Linked DNA regions of Homo sapiens: region 1 is linked to region 2. A link is a contact called in ENCODE Hi-C data. All regions are on one chromosome and are shown on one strand. Each heading gives the region's core, a stretch centred on a gene start or an enhancer-like site at or near the end of the contact. The rest is flanking DNA. Distances are from core to core; before and after follow the strand shown. Region 1 holds the start of ZNF727 (zinc finger protein 727). Region 2 holds the start of LINC02848 (long intergenic non-protein coding RNA 2848).

Evidence for each region. Hi-C counts contacts between places; a loop is a spot of excess contacts on that map. Pooled maps may share reads with other maps.
Region 1: a pooled map of heart left ventricle shows a loop between it and region 2 (11-fold over the local background). The contact joins the promoter of ZNF727 here to the promoter of LINC02848 in region 2. A Hi-C loop is called at or near these places in 6 of 50 pooled maps.

Annotation. Positions count from the first base shown.
Region 1 is chr7:64,043,290-64,048,114 of GRCh38, forward strand. ZNF727 (zinc finger protein 727) reads left to right here and starts at 2,145. Exons shown (of 4, transcript NM_001159522.3): 1 at 2,145-2,335. The coding sequence starts at 2,333.
Region 2 is chr7:63,898,623-63,903,331 of GRCh38, forward strand. It overlaps LINC02848 (long intergenic non-protein coding RNA 2848), which reads left to right and starts at 1,276. Exons shown (of 7, transcript NR_186803.1): 1 at 1,276-1,377; 2 at 1,716-1,823; 3 at 2,007-2,416.

The DNA of each region.
Region 1 (4,825 bases), core at 895-3,394, 150 kb after region 2:
GGCTCAGGGACCTCCCGCCCCAACTCTCTCTGATGACAGAAAAACTGGAGGCTCCCATTAAAAAAGTGCTCAGGCTTATATGAGCTGCCTGCCCTTAGAGAGGTCTAAGTTTACTCTCCTTCCATTGGAACCACCTGAGGGAGAGTCTGAGTCCAGCTCAGGCCAAACCTCACTGAGCTTTGCAAGCAGGCAGCTCTGCAGCTTCACCACTCTGGGAACAGGGACTGACGGCTGATGTGGAATCTTCAACATTCATAGGGAAGAGGGGCCTGATGCCTCAGCTCACAGAGGCAGCCGTGAGGCTCTCATGAGAGGAGGTTTGCCAAGTGCTGAGATCTAAGGGTGTAGTCCTGGATTCTCTTTTCCCAAGCCTCAGGATCCTGGTTCCAGCCCTGCCCATCCCAGGCTCACTCCCATCCATATAATCCTTTCTGGCAGGGTCTCCCATCACCAGATAACTGGAAAATGTGCCCAGGATGGAGGCAACACCCTGTGCCATCGGGTGGTGATGGGGATGAGTATCCAATTTTGGGTGTCCATTCAAGGCCTGTCCCCTGAAGTCTCATAATCCCCTGTCTCCTGGACCCTCCTATCTACATCTTCCACTTGAAAAAGCCAAAGACACTCAGCTGCCTCTCCCCAACTCTCTCCCCTCCTCCTAGCTGGCCTCCAAAAACATGAACCCCCATGTTCCCATGTTAACTCTGTGGTGAGATTTTTACAAGTCACAATGTTATGTGGTCCCTGCCCCCACTATTTCCCAAATCCAGCTCTTCCAGGCTTTTACTCAGATTTGTCTTATAGAGGCATTTCAGGGACTGTTGCCACAGGAGGGAAGGGCTACGGGAGAAAGGCCCCTTGCTCTTTTGATGTGGAGGCCTCCGGCTGTGAGGGAGGAGCTCTTCCCTCTGACTCCCTGGAGCTCCTCCCCATCACAGGGACACTGCCTTTTTGCTGCTTTAGCCTCATCTGGCCTCTCTGTGGTTTCGTCTCCAGGGTGGCCAACGTGGATGTCTTCATCTGCCAGAGTCAAAGAAAAGGTCAGTGATACTATGCTCCCTTCACCCAGTTATGCCCAGTTACACTGACCTGGTATCCTGGATAACTGGTGTGAGTAAGCTGGTCCAATGCTCCTGTCATCTCCAGTAAGTTCTGATTCTAGATTGACTCCCTGCTCCAACACTCCCTGTATGTGGAACCTTGGGCATGCAGCCAGGCCTCCCTGAGACTGTTTTCTCAACTTGAAAGTGTGATGGGAACCACCTACCTCACTGGGCCTTGTGAGGACTCAGTTATATGTAGCTGTCACCATTGTTCTCATCATCTCAGGAAGAGCCAGGCACAAGCACTCTCAAAGTTCTTTTCTCCTTTGAAGCTCATCATTAGCCCCTCTCAGTCTCATCATCCCTACATTTTTTGGATAAGAAAACAGAGGCCCAAAGAGGGCAGTGACTTGCCCAGGGCCCTAGAGAAGAGGCCGGCTCCTTCCCACACCTGGAGGCACTGACCCAGCTGACTTTACCCCACAGCCCAGCACTATCCCTGACTAGGGTCCCATCTTCGTTCTCCATGCTTGTTTAGGTCCTCAGGCAGGCTCAGCTTTGGTGGGAAAGAAACAGGGTGTTTTGGGAGGTCTGGGTGAGTGGCACTAACCAATCTGCTAGGCCCTCACCTCTCAGTCTCACTGAGACACTCCATTAATTGGAAGCAGACCCAAAATTGCTTCACAGACTGAAGGTGATAATTGTCTGCAGCCAGCTGGTGCAGCTGCATCTCCTGGAGGACTTTGATCTCCTGCAACTAAAGGGAAAGACAGGATGCTGAGACAGGGCCTGCAGCATACACATAACTATAATTCAGAAATTGATATACACACACGTAAATATAATCAGAAAGTGATATAATCTTATATACAACGTTAAATACAAATGTCCCTCAGGCAGGGCCAGGCCCCCAACACAAGGAGAAATCGCTGCCTGAACATGCTGCAGGCAAAAACCTGTCACTCTTTCCTCATTCAGCCCAGTGTCTCATTACATCTCCTGTCGATCAGGGTCTAAATGTGTGGGGCGGAGAACCCCAGCCAATCAGTGGTGCTAGCGTGAAAACTGCCCAATCAGGTGCGCAGCTAGAGAGGAAGAGGCGGGCTCTTCAATATGGCAAGGCCTTCGTCTCCTAGCTTCTAGGCTCTGAGTCCAGTACCCGTCTGTACTATTCCATCTCTTCCGCTCCATTAGCTCCTCGGTGACTCCACCATAGCCCCTGTTATCCTGTGACCTGCAGGTACTGGGAGATCCATAGGGAAGAAGGCGGAACATCCGGAGGCTGGGAAATGGTGAGTGCGCGGAGTGGGTGTCCCGAGAAGGGGGAAGAGGCTGTTTGAATCCGGTCGGAACTGGCTGCGGTGGGATCTTGGCCTCGCGGTCAGCTCTGCAGCAGCTCCGAGTCCCCGTGGGCACAGTTCAGTCCTCACTTCCCTCCGTCGCAGATTAGGAGCTGAGCCTGCAGCCAAAACCCGAGCGTCTTGTTTTGTCCATAAACGCGAATTTCTTTCCAGCCCAGAGACTTTTTGGGCAGCTCTGTGTCGCAATCCCGAGTCTCCTCCAGATTGTGCGGGGACGTCATAAGACGAGAATCCTCATTCAGGGTCTGGAGTTCCTCCGTGGAAGAAGCAGTGGGCCTTGGGGTCCCCAGTCCCTCCTTTCTCCTTTTAAAAATTGTGGCTTATTTTATTTATTTATTTTGGAGACAGTGTCTCACTCTGTGCCCAGGCTAAAGTGCAGTGGCAAGATTTCGGCTCACTGCAGCCTCCACCTCCTGGGCTCAGATGATCCTCCCACCCCAGCTCCCCAAGTAGCTAGGACTAGGGAGACATGCGCCGCCACCTCGCCTGGTTTTGTGGTTTTGTTTTTTGTTTGTTTGGTAGAGACGGGTTTTTGCAATGTTGCTCAGCCTGGTCTCGAACTCCGGAGCTCAGGTGATCCGCCCCCCTCGGGCCTCCTAAAGTGCCGGGATTACATGCATGAGCCACTGTCGTAGCCTAAATTGAGGCATCTTTAGGATATAGTTTCGAAGTGTTTTCCAGCCCAACTCTCCTATTTAAATGTAATACCCCATGTTGGAGGTGGGGCCTGGTGGAAAGTGTTTGGATTATGGGCGTGAATTTCTCATGAATAGTTTAGCACCATTCCTCTTGGTATTGACCTCTCGATAGTGACTGAGTTCCCTGAAGTTCTTATTTAAAAGTGTATAGCAACCCCCTTGCCTTCTTTTCAAGCTCCTGCTTCACCTTGCACCAGGATTTTAAGCTTCCTGGGTGGGGCCCCCCCAGAAGCAGATGCTGGTGTTATGCTTTCTGTACAGCCTGTGGAACCATGAGCCAGTTAATCCTCTTTCTTATAAATTACCCAGTCTGAGGCATTTATAGTAATGCCAGAACCGATTAATACAAACAGTTTATTTGCACAAACAGCAATTTATGAATCAGAGAATATCCAACTATGGTTTGGGGGCTCAAAGGAGAGACTTGGAACAAAAGGCTTTTGTAAGAGGTATGAGGAAGCAAACCAGATTCAGTATTTGATTGGTTACAGTTATGTATTGCATTTGCACCCATCCGGTGGAAATGTCCTGGTTATGTACTTAGAGCTTTATTGGCAGCTTGTGGTTGGTTAAGCCTAAGTTTTGTGTTTTTTTTTTTTTTCTCAAAGTTAGTAATTTGTAAGAAATTCTTTCGACGTAGTTAGGTTTCCTTAGGCAGAATCCCAGAGCATCATGGCCATTTCAGCCTAATTGCCAGCTATTTAGTTATTTTAATGCTCTACAGGGTCCTTGGTTTTGTCTGCAATTTTCAAATGTTTGGCAAGCAGGGTCTCAAATCCAAAACTTCTCCCAGCCTAACTGTTATAGGGACTGTAGAAAATTCTACATTTCCAATTTCTTTCCCACATTCCCCAATGCCGACTATCCCTGTCCAGATCACATTATCAACTATTAGTCCTTTATTTAATTTCAAAACGGACGTGGCATTTTAATTGTTTATTTTTGTTTAAGAGAGCAGTAGGTGGCTCTTTTTAATTTCGTCTGTTCGTGAACATTTCACATAACAGGAAAGCAGAGAGTAATCACCTGACGCTCTGCGCATCTCCTCTCATCTTCTCTAGGCACGCGCGCCTTCCCAGCATGTCTTTGGATCCTTTGCAGGGTGATGTGTCCTCAGTCACTCTCCTGTATTTTCCTGGTTCCAAGTATTACAGCTTTCTGGGGATGATCCAAGATACCCACAAGGACCATGTCTCTTGGAGTGTCTAGCAAACATTAGCCCCTGGGTCATCTCCTTTCAGAGAAGAGCCTGAGGTATTGGGTGGAGCCTCTCAGGGGAGCAGCTGGATGCCCTCGTGCTGAGAGCAGTTTCCTGATACACCCTTCCTCTAAAAAGCTAACTGCTTTAACATTAAGATTTTTTTCCCTCTCAACCCTAGCTTTCCTTTCTGCAGACACATTGGTGCTCAACCAATCAGGTGCTGGTATTGAGGGAAAAAGGCACAAATGCATCTTGCCCTCTGGTTTCTCTCAGGCTTGTGAAGGAGAATAACTGTCCCAAAGTATAGGAAAGACCCACCCTAGTGAGGGCGTGTATAAATTTGCAAAGCAAAATACACATCTGCCACACAGGGGGCAAGTGCAGTGTCTTTTGGGAGAGTGATGATCAAGTACTTTAGTGAGCAGAATGGGGGTGGGAGAATCTCTCAAGTGATTGACACATGAGTCTAAAACATCTGTGTTCCAGTCAGCACTACTTCACCCCGTGTTTGTTGCCTTGAAT
Region 2 (4,709 bases), core at 26-2,525:
GAAAAATTAAATGAGGTACAAAGTTAATCACCAACTAATGGCTGAAAACTTCCAAAAATTGGTCAACCACCCCCCCCCGCCCAAGTTTTATACCCAACATGTCAACAAACCCCTCCAAAAAATACAAATAAAACCCTACCAAGGCCATATTGTGATTTAGGAGACTGGCAGAGGAGAGCTTCCTGTTGACTTGCTGTGATTTCTAATTTTAACTACTTAGAAGAATAAAAAATAGGGTCTCCTTAGAGTTTCTTTTTTTTTTTTTCTTGGAGAAAGTCTGACTTAGGCACAGATGACTGACAGTTTTTAAAGGTAGATGAGTTTCCAGACTTCTCTTAAATTTCCAGTGTGTTAACGTTGAAAATTATTTGAACTTGTTGCTTCCAAATCCTGCAGTAATACTGATGCTCCAGAAAGGCGTCCCATGGAGATTCTGCTCTTGTGCATCCATCCTGCACGGAGCTGAGGCTGTGCCTCCTCTAGTTTCATTAGCGTGTAGTTGTGGGGTACTTCGAGTTAATCTGAAAAACTCAGTGTTAAAATGGATTCAGGCCGGGCGCAGTGGCTCACGCCTGCAATCCCAGCATTTTGGGTGGCCAAGGCGGGCAGATCACTTGAGTTCAGGAGTTCGAGACCAGCCTGGCCCACATGGTGAAACCCAATCTCTACTAAAAAATGCAAAAATTAGCCGGGCGTGGTGGCGGTTGTCTGTAATTTCATCTACTCGGGAGGCTGAGGCAGGAGAATCGCTTGAACCCGGGAAGTGGAGGTTGCAGTGAGCCCAGATCGAGTCACAGCATTCCAGCCTGGGCTACAAAGCAAGACTGCGTGTCAGAAAAAGAAAAGAAAAATGGATTCAAAGATTTATCACTGTTAAGTTCCACCAGCAAATTATTAAATGTGGTTCCAAAGGGATATTTAAAAAGGGAAATTAAAATTGTTTCCAAGAAAGCCCTATTCACAGCAGAAACGTAGACACTGTACCTGACCTCACCACACAAAGTTCCCTCATGTGTTGGGAGGGACCAAGGGGCTCTCTGGTCCTGCACCTGCGTTAATTATGGCCGGGAGGTCCGCAGTAGGACCCTAAGGGCTAGGAACCAGCCTGGGTCAGGGGCAGAGAAGTGGTGGATGTGGCTCCCAAAGTGGCTTAGGGGTTCCCTTCCCTGTGGCTGTTTCCTGACTGGATGCAGCAGGGTCAGGCCTTTCAGTGTGACGTTTTCTACTCTTTATTAGAGTGGCAGGAGCGTCCCTGTGCGAGGCCTGACCCAGGTGTGGGCCTTGCAGCCAGCTCGGGGTCCAAGGGGCACTCCTGCGGTGCTGCAAAGGAGGATTTGTGACAACCCAGAGGATGGAGGAAACGGCGGCTTTGAAAAGGCAAGTGCCAAGTTATCAGGGATCGCTTATATCCATTTCTGGCAGTGAACTGACAATTTCAGACACTCAGGAGGGAGCTTCCCGCGTGGGATCACAAAAAGTCCGAGAAGTGTCAGACATCTGGCCATTAACCCCATTCCTACGCAGGGACTACACTGCCGCTTGTCCGAAGGGGCGTGTCAGGGGCGGAGCGAGGATGAGGGGCGGTGCCAATAAAAGAGGCGGGGGAGAAGGGGCGGTGCTGAGGGGAGAGGCCGGGCCAAGGGAAGAAGCGTGCGAGAAAGGGTGGGGCGAGTCCAGCTACAGGAAGAGTAGCGTTACTATGGCAACCCTGACAGGTTTGTGAGCAGCCCCCGGTCCCCTGCCGCTCCGTGAGAAATCAAACTTCAGGCACTGACGAAGCATGAAGCCAGCATCTTAGGAAGAGGTAGTGACATAATTACAAGGTAGGACCAACCGCCCTGGTCCCACTGTCGCCTGGCAGGCAGGAGAGGTTTGGGAACAGCCAGGCTCCCCTTGACATGGCAGTACTGCTCTGGACGCGGGGAGGTGTGGATTAGTGGGTGGGAGCTACACCTGGCATACTGGGAGTTGTCGTCTTTGATTAGCTTCCAGTTTTTTAATTGCAGGGCGACCGGATTACAATCACAGCCAGCATGAACATGGGGCGGCGCACAGTCCTGAAGAGGAAAGCCGGGCTGTGTTGACCTCGCTGTGCATGCTGGGAGTTGTAGTCTCTTCACTGCTCCCGCCCGTTGTTTCAGGCACTTCGGGACTACAATCCCAGCATGACCCGGGCTCGGGGACGGGGCGCAGTTCTCGTGGGAGGAGCGGGGCGGTGAGAGCCTGGCTAGGCAGGCTGGAAACAGTAGCTCTTAACGGTCCCCCGCCCGTTGGTGGCAAGGCGGCTGGACTGGAATCCCAGCAGGCGACATGCGAGGAGGCGGGCAGCCCAGGAGGGTTGGACACGGCAATGTGGACCTCGCCGCTTCCACAACGATGCTGGCTACTGATCGCGTGCACTTCCTTGCCAAAGAAAGTGAGTCCGGAGAGGGACAGGAGGGGCAGGTCCGGGCTGGGCAGTGAGGAGGGCGTGACGCCGCGATGTACACCTCGCCCTTGTCAAACTGGGACGGGTGTAGTCCTCACCCCACTTCCCGCTGCTCAGCTGGGTTCCCTCTCCCACCTGTACCCAGGGTCTTTCCTGGCCATCGCGCCTCCTGCAGCCCAGGGAGCCACCGGCTTTCCTAAGCTGCTGTGGGAACTGGCCTGAGGTCCAGGCGCTGTCCATTGTGCCGCTGCCCTCTTTTCTCTCCAGCCAGAGCGCAGTTCCGCCGCTGTGGGGAGAAATCCGCCGCCTGGCCCGCCAGTGCACAAGTTCAGAGCTTTGCACGGGGTGACATGGGCTGTGGCTTCGTGAAAATGTCACCCTCACCAGCGACTTTTTCGCGGATGTGGATATTGAGGGGGCAGGGAGGGCCATTATTGGCTTACCCAGGAGATGCTAAAAGCAGAGGAGAAAATTTCAGTTCCCAGGCGTGTGTCTCTGGTGCGCCATTTTTCACCAACCCATTTGGTAGAAAGTCCCCCAAATAGCTACCTAAAGATTAGGATGGTTTAGGTATTTTACACGTGATATCATTGGCCTCATCTCAACAAATGTCTGACTGGCCAGTGTCTCAAACACAGATGGCAGCCTGATCCTCAGGAACAGGTGGTGCTCCAGCTTTGTGGGAGCGACTTTCAAGGTGTGGACCATTTGGGGAGTCTTTGTAACTCCTCAGGCTTCACATCTTTGCTTTGAATGGAAAGCTCATCACCCCCCGGCACTCCCGGAGGTACCTTTACTCTCTCGGGCTGATCTGTTGACCTTTTCTGTCTAGACAATGGGAACTTCTGGGATCACTTCTAGTTTCGTGTAATTGATGTCCCTAATTTCCATATGTCCCCAGGGACAGTCCCTTTGATTCTGGAATGGCGCCAGCTTTTATGCTTTTTATGTCTAATCCGTAAAAACCAAGGTGTTCATCTACATGAAAATAAGACCTTGTTCGTATCGCACGTTCCAACAGGCTTCATTTGTGATTCCTGAATGTGGATTACCATAAAAAAAAACCCTAAAAACCCTGGTCATGGATATTAGACACTGTTATTGTACTTTGTGAAGAATTTACTCCTTCAGGATTAATTGCACACGGGCTCATCAGCACCTTTGTCAATAAAGGAACAAGAACCATGTGGTGTCTATGGATGTGGTGAGATGAGGAAGAGCCACAGCGCAGCGGTTCTTCTCTTGTTTTCAATAGAGTCTGTGGGGTCAAGTACCTGCGTTTCTCCCCCATCCCCCAATATTCTCATTCCACTCCTGAGTGTTCCGTCTTTAGGTGGAAGTTTCTAAATACACTTGTCCGCAAGTGTTGGTGGGGATGTTGTAACGTGAGGGCATCCATCATCCATCACCTTAAAGATAAATGGAGAGGATTTTGTGGTCTGTGTTCAAGAGGCACTGCTGTTGGGTGTGTTGCTGCCAAAACACGTGATCTCAGCTGTCCCCAGCAGCTGTCTTAGAAGATTGGTCCTGATGTAGCCACAGCTGCTGTTCACAGAGCCAGGAGCTCTTTGCAGTTTGGTGTATTCTGCTGAGATTTATGGCTCCGACCCTCCTCTGCTCTGCCATTCCTGGTAGTAACTGCTCAGCTGCCTGGTTTGCTCCAGTGTCCTGGGACCCTGTTATGTAACTGCATTTCAGAGGGTCTTAAGAGATTCTACCCTCACTACACCAGTCACTCTACACTGGCCGTGCACTTAGCTTCTTGGAGCCCTGCTTGTGTCCTCTTAAGTGGAGCTGTGAAGAGTTCTAGTTAGGGATAGATCTCGTTCTTATGCGCTTCAGGCTTATTAGAAAGCTGATCATCTCGTCTTTGGACACATGGACATTGTTACTTTTGTGTATTTTGAAGTCCGATGCTGTTTTTTTTTTAAATAAAAAAAAAATGTGGACCCTAGCAGTAACAGTCACTTTTAAATATCTTTGTGAATTTAACTCTGGCAACAACTCGATGATGTTGGCATGCAATCCCCATTTTATAGGTGTGGAAACTGACACTCAGAGAGGTAGAGTAGCTTTATTTACTTCACACAAGCTTTTGATGAATTTCAAGTCTCAACCTAGAAGTCTTCCTCTAGGGCATGATCATGGCATATTCTACTTTGTTTCTCTGCCAGCATCCCAAAGGGGTCCACATCTCATTAGGACTCCATTTTCTTAATAACAGGAAATTTGCAGAAACAGGCCTTTTTGGGGGAGAGCACTCACTGGGACTTGGCCTTCC